2 separate regions of the Homo sapiens genome follow, and region 1 is linked to region 2. The links are chromatin contacts, found by Hi-C or POLR2A ChIA-PET in ENCODE. All regions are on one chromosome and are shown on one strand. Each heading gives the region's core, a stretch centred on a gene start or an enhancer-like site at or near the end of the contact. The rest is flanking DNA. Distances are from core to core; before and after follow the strand shown. Region 1 overlaps CCDC88C (coiled-coil domain containing 88C). Region 2 overlaps CCDC88C (coiled-coil domain containing 88C).

Region 1 (5,509 bases), core at 525-3,024, 88 kb after region 2:
GCGGTAGATGGCAGCCCAGACCACCCCAGCCTGCTGGGACCTGTGAGGGTGGGAAAGGCAGGCAGTGGGGGCAGCCAGCCCCCAACCTCACGCCCCAACCTGAGCCCAGGCCTCAGGGTACGAGCACCACAGCACAAGGGGTACCAGCACTCCCGAGTGACCAGGCCTCCTTGTCCAGTGTCCCAGGGCAGGCATCTGGAGGGCAGGGAGAGCTCCTTGAGGAAGGGCAGCCATTCCCTCTCTCATTTATGCCACACTTCCCGGGCACCTGCTGGGTGTCTGATGGCATGCCAGTTGGGAGGTGGAGGGTATGAAGCCAAGACTGCTACCCTCAAAGCCAGGAAACAAAGACAAGGAGGACAAAGCCTGTGGGATGGGGGACAGTGAGGGGCCCAGGGTGTTTGCTATAGGGCCAGGCCCTGTCCTGGGGAGCTCACAGCCTGATCCCACCAGCAAATCCCACCAGCAAGTCTGGCACCCTAACAGAGGGATGGCAGGCACCTGAGCTGGGGGCACTGGGAGCAGAGGAGAGCGGGGAATCCAGAAAAGCTCCAAGAAGGAGGTGGCCGGAAGCTGAAATGGGAAAGAACAAGGAGCAGGTGACATCCAGGTAGATGGCAGTGGTGCGGGGGGGGGCGGGCGGGGGGGGGAGGCGTGTGTTAGTGCAGGGAGGGCTAGGAATAAAGGAAAAGGAAGACACAGAAGGTGCCCCCATCTTGTGTCTCTGGCTACAGTCCCACGATGAAGGACAACTGAGAACCAGATGTGCACAGAACCACCGTTCAGGGAGTCTGGACCCAGCCCTGTCTGCACGTTATCTAAACGGTGACAGCAGCAGCTTTGGAGTCCCCTCTGCCGGCTCCACCACCACGTTGCTGCTGGGCCTCGGCATCAAGCCCTGCCAGGTGGCCAGAAAGGCAGGTGGCCGGGCAGGCAGGCATCACTTAACCTAGCGACAATCAAGCCTGTGCCTGGCATGAAGTCAGGCCCCCGGAGGTGCTGGCTGAACCTGAGGCCTTTCCTAGCCGTCAGGTTTTGCTGGGCACTGTGCTCTCAACATGCTCCGGGGCGACACACCATCCTCCCTCCTGCTTCAACACAGGGCAGCTCTGCAGGGGGCAAACACAGGAAGCCACAGTCACCACAGTGAGCCCATAAAGGAAGACAGTCCCAGCTACCTGTGTGTGCGAGGAGTGGGGTCCATTCTAGAGATCCCCAGGAATGCACAAACCGTCCCCAGCCCCTGGGCTCAGGACCAAGGAGGAAGAACTGAGCTGGGACATCTGCTGGGGCCACCTTCTCTCTTCTCCCTCTGGCCTCAGGAGGGCCAAGAAAAACACACACGATACCAGTGCCCTATGGTGGTCTGGACTCAAGAGAGCTGGCTTGGACGCTATGCTGAGAACACTAGGGGCAGGTCTGGCCCTGGGAGCAAGTGTGCCACGGTTCATCAGTGACATCTGCCTGGGGCCAAGCAGAACTTGTGCTGGTCAAATAGCAAAGGATGAAGAGAAGGAAAAATTCTACACACATGGGAACCATGAGTCTCCAGCATGGATAAATAAGACTGTAATTACCCCTCCTTAGCCCCCACTCGCTCCTCCAAAAAAGCTTTCTGGAGGAAACAGACAGCAGAGCAGACATTTCATGCAAACTGGTCTCTTTTCATTACAGGAGTTTGCAGCAAAAGATCAGACTTCATCTAGAGAGCAAGAAACTCTCTATTCTATCACCAAGAATGTATTCTATAGCAGGAAACTGGGGGAGGGCATATCGGGACACAGTTGAAAAGCCGGGGAGGAGGAAGGTTCAGAAGTGACAAGTTTCTAATGACTAATATCTCGGCAGGAAGTGAAAATCTCAAAAGATGTTATCAACTTTGCAGCAGCTGTCCAAGTTGGGGGGTGGGCAGGGGTTGGAGGTGACCTGGCAGCCCAGCCGGTCCCCTGCCCACCCGCACCTGACAAAATCCTCTCTGTCCAGCCACACTTGCCTCCAATGCCTTCCTCAAACCCCTCCGCCGGCAATGATCACTTCCTCAGCAATCAGTGCCCCCAGGCCCCTCTCTCGTGTCCCTGCCTGAGTCCCACACAGGGAACTGAGATCCTCAGGGTCCCCAGGGCAGATGCTGGAACATGCTCACCTCTGAATCCCCCCAGGGCTCTGCACAGTGTGGCCCACAGCAGATGCCTGCCAGCTGCTGGCTAAATGGAACTGGCTGCGGGGAGGAAGGCTCTGGTGAGAACAGAGGCTTTTTGGGACCTCCAACTAAACGCACCCTCCCCCATCTACAGTGTAAAGAACACTTTATTTCGAACAGCAATAAATCAGCATGCTGCATAAACCAGGAGCTTGGCTAGACACACTGTGTCTATTACCTCTCATCCTAACTCTTGCAGGCAGTAGCAGGGTTAAGTCCACCAGGTATCTGCTAATGCAAGGTCCATTTGATCAATAGGTATTTTTCATTGCTTGGAATATTGGAGTAAATGAGAGGGCTAAAGAGGTAAATATATGTCACATGTGTGTGTTAAGAAGCAAAATAAAGGAACATAGGAGGAAGTGACAGAAAACATAGCTCTTACAGACAGGTGGTCAAAGAGGGCCCTCGATGAATCGTCAGCTGAACAAAATGCGAGTGTAGGGAGGGTGTGAGCCAGGTGGACGGGTGGAACTGGAGAATCCCAGGCAGAGGGAACAGCCAGGGGCAAGGGGTTACAGCCAGAACAGGCCGTGCAGTCCTGCTGAGCACAGAGCCTGGGGTGGCCCAACCGACCTTTGAGGCCATTCCAACAGTCTGGCAGCATCTGCAGTGGTCTCTGCAGTCAGGCTCATTCCGAAGCCTCAGGAGGCACAAGGAAGTCTCACACAAGTAACTCACTGTGATCCCAGGGGTAGTTTAAGCTTGGGTTCCAGGCACAGATGACTGGTAGTGGTTACCTAGAGTTCTGTGTTGAGAAGGATTCTGAGGCCAGATCTGGGCTCAGAGACAAAGAGGGCCAAGATCGGTCAATGGTGCCTGTCAGAGCCAGGAATGAAGATGTGGTGACACTCCCTTACGGAGCCCAATGGGACAGGCACTGTAACACGTATGTGGTATACAACATGCCGAGGGGATGTGGGCAAAACACCAGGAACTCTCTTCACTAGTTACGAAGCTACAGACTGAGTTTCCTCTGCTAAACCAGCCTTACTCTTCGAGTCTCCTTCTTGGGCTGTGGGCTCCTGAGGGTGGTGATCTGGGCGGTCTCGCTCCCCAGGGCTCTCCCAGGGCCTGGCACACAGCAGGGCTCAGCCATCATTTGCCAAATGAGCTAATGAAGGGCCACAGGCCCCAGGGTTAGCATGCGCGCGTGTCTGTGTGTGTGTGTGCGCGCGCGCATGTGGGAGAGAGAGAGACAGGCTGTGTGAACAGCCTGAATCTAAAGGACTGGGACAGAAACAATGCCCTTCAATTAGACCAACTGGACCCCTGCTGTGTGAGGCTCCGACCTGAGGACTCCAAAAAAAATCAAATCAGATGAAGCTTATTCTTCCTTTTTTCCTTTAAGTAGGGAAGCTTTTCTTCAGATGTGGGTGAGGTGGGGAAGAGGGGGGTGGGCAGCGGAATCAAAGAGCGTTTTCGGGGAAGGAGGGAAGGGCAGGCGCACAGACCCGCCCCGGCACCTGCTCACGAGGCAGACCAGCTGCTCTGGCTTCCCCGCAGGGCCGGCCGAGAGCCCACACTTCAGGCAAATAAAAGCACCCTCACCAGCTGTTCCCATGGCCAAGCCAAGCAGGATGGCAGTCTGTGCCAGCCCTGCCTCGGCAGCAAGTGGACTCTTCCAGCCCAAGCCACGAGATGAGGGGAGACTCAACCCTGTCCGTGCCCGGAGCACCTTCCCTGTGCGAGGCTCCTCAGGGCGAGTGGGGGGCAAATGTCTCCTTCTGATCTGACCCTTTCCAGCAGGCATGCATCTTCTTGCGTTCAATGGGGCAGGTGCCGTAACTGTGCCCATTTTACAGAGGAATAAACTGAGATACAGACAGTAAGGATGTGCCCTGGGGTCACATGACTACAAGTGGCGAGGCTGGGGCTGGAAACGTAGACCTTCCAGCCCCGCGAGTTCACAGGAGAAGAGGCTTGAACCCAGTCAGCCAACAGCCAGCAGCCCAAATGTATCTGCGGAGGAGACCTGAGGAGCTGGCAGGCGCAGAGGACCCTTTAGGCTGTGGCAGCCAGGAAAGGCCACACTTGTCACTCCCGCTGCTGCCCCCCAGGACAGGGTGACGATCATAGGTCAGGCTTCTCTCCTGTGAGCTCAGAGCCTCCTGAAACACCCAGGTGCTCGTCGCCGGGCATATGCATGTCTGGCTGGTGGTGGGGGCGCTGTCTGCTCCTGCTCCCTGACCTTGGTCGCCATCTTCTGCGCTTTGCACACTCATGACTGCCTCGATTTTATATCCACTCATGTGTTCATTCACTCACCCAACAAGCGTTTAGTGAGCCCCCGTCCCCTCAAGGCATGTGCTAGGAGCCAGGGCGTTATAGTGAATGGAAACAGATAGGACCCCTGCCCCCCAGGAACCACAGTCAAGGTAGTGAGGGACTTTTATCCACCGCCGTCTCTGGAGAGCCCACAGGTGGGAACACAGCCCTGGTGGGGCACAGGGAGGCTCTAAACAAACATTTCCTGCATGAACGCAGAGGTGAGAAGGAATGCCGGGAAGCCTGCAGCTGGGCATCCTGAGAGCCACCTGGCAGCAGAGGCAGAGAGCAGAGATGCGGAAGAGTGGCTGGTGCTGTCTGTGGGGAGGCCCAGGGGTCCCCTGGATGGTGCCCTCCCATGGGGGCCACGCACCCCCAGGTAAGCCCAGTGTCGGTTCAGCCCCCAGCTGGCTGCCCACGACACCCAGGCCTGCCGAGGTAGGAAAGGATGTCTGTCTCTCAGTCACACTGCCGAGCCCCTGAGGTTAATATCCCAAAGTGACTGCCACAGCCCCGGCCACCCAGACCTGGGAAAGTGGGGCTGGCCCCAGGACATCGTGAAGAACTGCTCCGGGTGGGCAGACCAGCCACTCCACACCCACCCGAGCAAAGCTGCCTGCCCGCCCCCCCTCCCTAACCAACTGCCACAAAGTGGCTCTCACCCTGTGTCCACTGAGACACTGGTCTTGAAGAAAGGAGAAAAAACAAAGAGAAACAGAAACCATGAAAAAGCACCCCCACCTGAACAAACAAGCTCATCCCACCTCAGACTGCCTGCCCTGAGCTTTTCTCAGGAGGAGGGGGTGGCAGTGGCCACTGAGGGCTGGCAGCATCAGTTGCCAGGGACAGGGCATGGGTGCCACGCGAGCCCTTCCACCCATTCCTGTGTGGCAGGCTGAGACATGAGCTTACTCTTCCACCGCGGAGCTCCCAGCCTGAGGCCTGCTGTGAAGATGACAGTTCACGCGCATGAGAGCCGGAGCGATGGTGCTGAACTGCTGACGATCTATGCCACTTAGCTCTGAGGTCGGCAGGCGCGGT
Region 2 (5,125 bases), core at 2,278-4,777:
CTGGAACGTGTGGACCAAAGGCGTGTTCTGGCCTAAGGATAATATAAAAAGAGCTGAATATTGAGTATCCTGGGGAGTCCTTTCCAGTCTCAGAGGCCAGCCCTGAGAGCAATTCGCTTTCAGCAGTCAAGCTGTCTTCAGGTGGTAGGAGGAAGAAGGAAGAAAAAGAGGCAAAATCAGAATCTACTCCTTGAGGGGAGAGGCTGAATTCCTGGGGAATAACCCTTGCACTAACAGCTCCTGACCAGAAACAGACCTGGAATCCATTGGCCATCAAGCATTTGGCCTTTCCCTGAGGACTGGAAAATGCCCCACGCCTCAAAATCCTGCTAGTTTCTACCTGAGAGCAGACCCTGGGTCCCCTCCAAAATGACAACAGGGTCTCCATTTTGGAGATGGTGACATGCCCACCTGCAACAGATATCTGGAGTGGGAGGGTCCCTTGAGGTCAGGACCCTATCTCTGTTGCTCTGTTGTTCAGACTCAAGGTTCTACATGCCCATGGCTTCAAGAGTCAGGTGAGTGGGTTTATTTATGCAAATTAACCCCTTCTTGCTCTCTCAGACTTCCAACACCCCAAAGGCAATCACTTTCAACTCCTTCAGCTGTTTCTTTGGATATTTTCCTATCTCTTAAATTATAAGGGGAATGCCCTTTTCCGTTTTAAGCATTATCTCTTCCTTTCTCTTTGCATATTTTAAATTTCCAAATGCTTCTCCCTTCCCTGTTGCTTTTTTATAGCATCCTGTTCTTGTTTCTTGGGTGCAATCATTTCTCTTGTCTCTGATTTGAGTGTCACCCGGCAAGATCTGACTGAGCCATTCTGCTGGGACTCTCTCAGGCTAATGAGATTACTCAAAGAATATTTTAATCTCATGCCTAAAGATGTGAACTCCTGGCACCCTGGAGACAGGGAGTTCCTAAATCCTTCACTGAACCCATTTGTTTTCAATACAGGACACCTGCCTCAACTGTGTCAGTGAACTTCCAGTTCAGAGACGCTATCCTTTCTTGGCCAGGTGTAGTGGCTCAACACCTGTAATTCCAGCACTTTAGGGGGCCAAGGCAAGAGCATTGCTTGAGGCCAGGAGGTTGAGACCAGCCTGGGCAACATGATGAGACCACATATCTACAAAAACTTTAAAATACACATACACACACTAATTTAAAATATATAATTTATCTTCTCTCGAGAAAAAAACCCCAAACTTTTACCAAGGTAGGGCAATGGCAGTTGCCTGGTTTTAGCCCAAACTCTGGTTCTCAGCCCACCTTCACCTCCCTTCTGGAGCTATTTGGTGCCTTCATTTCCTGAATGCCGGTGGTGGCAGTGGGTTCTGAGGCCCCATTGCAGTTGGGCCTCTGAAGGGCTTCCTGCCCAAAGTCCTTGGCTGGTAAGCACAGCTGCATCTGTGCCACCAAAGCCTGTCAGCAGCCTCACCCCTCTACTCACCACCTCTCAGACTGAGAGGGAGAGCAACCTCTCTGATTTCCGAGAGCCTGGGGTCTTCAGGAAGGACACTAGGCCCGACGCTCATGGCTCTGGAAGGGCCTGTGACTCACCTTTGGTGCGGCCTGGGTGCCGGGCGATGGGGGTGGAGTTGGAAGGGGCTGTAGTGGTGGCTGAAGTTGAGCAAGTCCGGGAGCCCAGCTCCGAGGGCCAGGACCTCATGGCCAGATCGGTGGAGGCATCTGTGCGGTCAAGGCTGCCTCTGTGTGGGGAGCCTCGCTTTGGTTTTAGATCCCCAGGGCCTGAGGCAGAAGAGGACATTGAGAAATGAGGCTGCCAAGTCCTGTACCCAGGCTGGGAAACCACACCATGGCCTAGAAGCAGGGCAGCAGGGCATGAGGACCACAGAGACAAAAGCGGGGCTGCCACAGCTCTCGGGCTGCAACTTAAATGGGGCCTGGCGGGGCAGGTGGGGGCAAGAGGGCTTGGCTTCAGGTGGTGTCAGAGGCCCCATGAGGATGGCTCTGGCTTTAATGCTGGGGTCATACTGCCAGCCCTGAGAGGCTGGGAGGAGACAAAGGGAGCCCCTGAGGGGATAAACTGTTGGTAAAAGTCACACATATTCACTCTAGGACACATCTCCTGTGTAACACTGTCCGGAACTCCAATCCCTGACTTCCAAGGATCCAAGCCTGTAGCTGAGGATCCGAAGGTCCTGCTAACCTGACTCACTAAGGACTTCAAATAGAAGTTTATTGCTAACCTCACAATATTCTGTTTTTTCAAAAAGGGAAGCCTTAATCTCTGCATGGTGAGACGAACTGCAAGAAAATTTTTACCTTGTGTCTTGTGCTTTTCTGAAATCTCTAACTTTTCTACCATGAACATAAACTCTGGTCAAAATTAAATAAAAACATATAAAATCATAAAAGAAAAACAGCCCATAAAACCAAGTACCCCACAGGAAAGAGGACAGGCTCTCCCAACACAAGATAAAAATGAACATGGCTGGCATTCCTAAGAGCTGACAAAGCACTTTGCAGAGCGTCCCACTCCGTGTGCAGAGCCAGGACTCACTGTTGCAGTTCGGCTTCTCCACCCATCAAGCCGTCTGCCCTCCCAGCCACTCAAAGTCTGGGCTCACTGTGCAGTTTTAAGTGCCCAGAGCTGATGATTTGAAATCAAGGGGAAATTTGGATTTTGAAAGATAACCTTGATGAGAAGCAAGATTCAAGTCTGCCTGAATCGGGACAGGTGGAATGAATCGGGACAGGTCATCCTACAGGTGAAGCTAAAATGAGGATCCACAGGGGAGGCAGAGATGAGTGAACAGTTAGCATGAGCAGCGAACAGAGAAAGCACAATTCCAACAGCATGCGCGGAAGGCAGGTCTGGAGGACCCGGCACCACGGCAGCCCAGGGTTCCCAGAGCGAGGCTCATGAGATGAAGTCAGTGGCACATTAACCGACTCTCATATTTTAGTAATTATGTGTTTATTCTTATGATTACCTTGTTTTTATGATGATATGTGTGTTTTCCACTTACAGGACTGATACTAATCTTTCCTTTTAATACATTTAACTACAAACTGTGAATCAATGTAAGGGAAAACATGCAGGTAATCATATTTTTGTAGGTAATCATAGACGGTATCAGGATATGACAAAAATAACGGAGGTGGTACAGGGATGGCTAGAGACAGGAAATGCTCCATAGGTAATGGCCTAGCTGGCCGGCTGGCATTTTCCCTTGCTCGAGGCATGATTTGTGTGCTGATGTTCTTTCTGTCTCCTGCTGTTTTAACTTCAGCATCCAAGATGTCATAAAACCACAGCACAGTCATAAAACTTCACTCTGGGCTGAACTCTGTCTGGGCAAAATCAATCCAATTAGTCAAAATGCCTGAATGGAGCAATCAATCCTTCAAAACAGAACACATTTTATAAGGGCCTTACCGGAAAAGGCCCACAACTCAGTGCTCTGACAAAGGAAGAGGAGAAAAGGGCAGCAGTTTTAAATTTAGCTGCTTAAAAATAAGTCTTAAAAAAAACCCTCACTTGACAGAGGCTGTACATTTTAGGAAGTGCAGCAACCACCCGCCAGTGCTGCTTGACACACGGGCAAAACATAAGCTCGCAGGTGCAAGAGACGGGAGGGGGGCACGGCCACTCGACTTACTTAGTACGGACATCCTGGCCCAAGGACATGTGCACGTATATCCTGAGGCTCCCCCTAAAACTGTGTTGTGCTGAAGAAATGGTCCAGGGAGTGTGACAACTCATCTTCTATTTTGAAATCAGAATCCACGCTGGCTACTTTAAGCTTGAAATTGGGGGCAGGAGGAGGGGTCCGCTATCGGCCATCTGGCCTTTTAGACGCTGGCTTTTTTTGTTTGTTTGAATTTCGGAAATGAAGGAGGGTACACAATACAGACACATGATAAAGGAAAGGGATTAGAAATCTCCAATGTCGGAGAAAGAGAGAGGCTCGTTAGGAGAGGATGGGATGTCGGAGGAAGACCAGAACCGCAGGCGTTTAGAGAGAGCTGGGTGGGTCGTTGGAGACTTGTCTTTGTCCTTGTTTTTGCTTTTCAAAAAGGGACTCTTTTTGCGCGGAGGTGCTAAATTGTTATCAATCGGATAACCCAAAGGAGGAAGGAAAAAGAAAACACAAATAAATGAAATGAACAATAATGACAAATGAATCGAAATTAGCTAAATGTACTTAAGAAATCAGAATCCCGTCTTGCCCAGGAAAGATGAAAACAGTACACAGTACTCAAGAACAGAATCAGGGCTCAGTAATCATCTGTGCTCTGACTCAATTAATTTAAAGGCACCTGAACGCCAACAATTTATTTCCTCAGCGTGTGAGGAGAATTACATACTGCCCAAGGAGCCAATGGTCTGGATGATTTTTCGGTTTCAGTGTGCCAAATTATTAAACACTAATGCTTATTAATTTAGGGCCCAACTTCTCTTACTCATCCATTTTAATGATGGGGTCCCTAACAGCTCAGCTCACACAATCCTCCCGTTCCCACTCAAAGACCTTGGGAACATTCAATGATCCGTTTCAGGGCGCTGTAATCAAATACTCTACCTGAAGTATTCACTAATGATTCTGTATCTCTAAAATAATCTTTCGGCAGGATGAGTTTTAAAATAATTTAAATACCTCCTTTGCATACTAAAAAAAACCCTTCAACACCAAGAATCATGATTTCCTTTTAGATCTTCTATATACATCCTCCACTCCAATCCTCCACTCCTTAGCCTCTAGTGTCTTAACAAAGCAGACAATTGGGCTAACTTCCTAAACTGTCTTATAGTAACATTAATCGACCTAACCAATTTCTGATGTAGGATTAAAGTTGATACCAGGATTTCCATTATTTCTTCCTCCACAGCACCACCTGGTGGCCACAGTGGCTCACACCACAGAATAAGGGACCAACTTATTCAAGGCTGGTGTCCTTGTGGCCAGTTCAGGGCTAGGCTCTTGTTCGGCATCTTCAGGGACCCAGAGAGCTTTAACTGGAGGCAGTCCATGCAGTTAAGTGCATGCAGTTAAGAGCTCAGGCTCCGGAGTGCGGCCGACCTGCATTTGGGTCCCACTTACCCAAAGCAAATGTTTTACACTGCTGAGCCTCACTTTCTCACCTCTACACAGGG

Evidence for each region. Hi-C counts contacts between places; a loop is a spot of excess contacts on that map. ChIA-PET counts read pairs that join two places held with the same protein, here RNA polymerase II (POLR2A).
Region 1: a map of endothelial cell of hepatic sinusoid shows a loop between it and region 2 (2.6-fold over the local background). The contact joins two enhancer-like sites. A Hi-C loop is called at or near these places in 1 of 168 maps with a recorded cell type or tissue (endothelial cell of hepatic sinusoid). POLR2A ChIA-PET finds 5 or more read pairs at or near these places in 4 of 52 experiments (Panc1, RWPE1, T-cell and 1 more).

Annotation. Positions count from the first base shown.
Region 1 is chr14:91,371,902-91,377,410 of GRCh38, forward strand. The region is part of intron 3 of CCDC88C (coiled-coil domain containing 88C); the gene reads right to left. It overlaps LOC107984673 (a long non-coding RNA gene), which reads left to right. Exons shown (of 2, transcript XR_001750858.2): 2 at 735-2,350. Among named protein-coding and RNA genes, the nearest start is that of CCDC88C, 43 kb to the right of the region's middle. RefSeq lists enhancers at 1-464, 2,068-2,137, 3,600-4,272, 5,189-5,448. Within about 2 kb of position 1,775, at least 12 of the 41 ENCODE cell types and tissues checked have a DNase peak (open chromatin) inside an H3K27ac peak, as active enhancers do.
Region 2 is chr14:91,281,766-91,286,890 of GRCh38, forward strand. It overlaps CCDC88C (coiled-coil domain containing 88C), which reads right to left. Exons shown (of 30, transcript NM_001080414.4): 26 at 1,564-1,752. Among named protein-coding and RNA genes, the nearest start is that of GPR68, 40 kb to the left of the region's middle. RefSeq lists a silencer at 1,405-1,611. Within about 2 kb of position 3,528, at least 6 of the 41 ENCODE cell types and tissues checked have a DNase peak (open chromatin) inside an H3K27ac peak, as active enhancers do.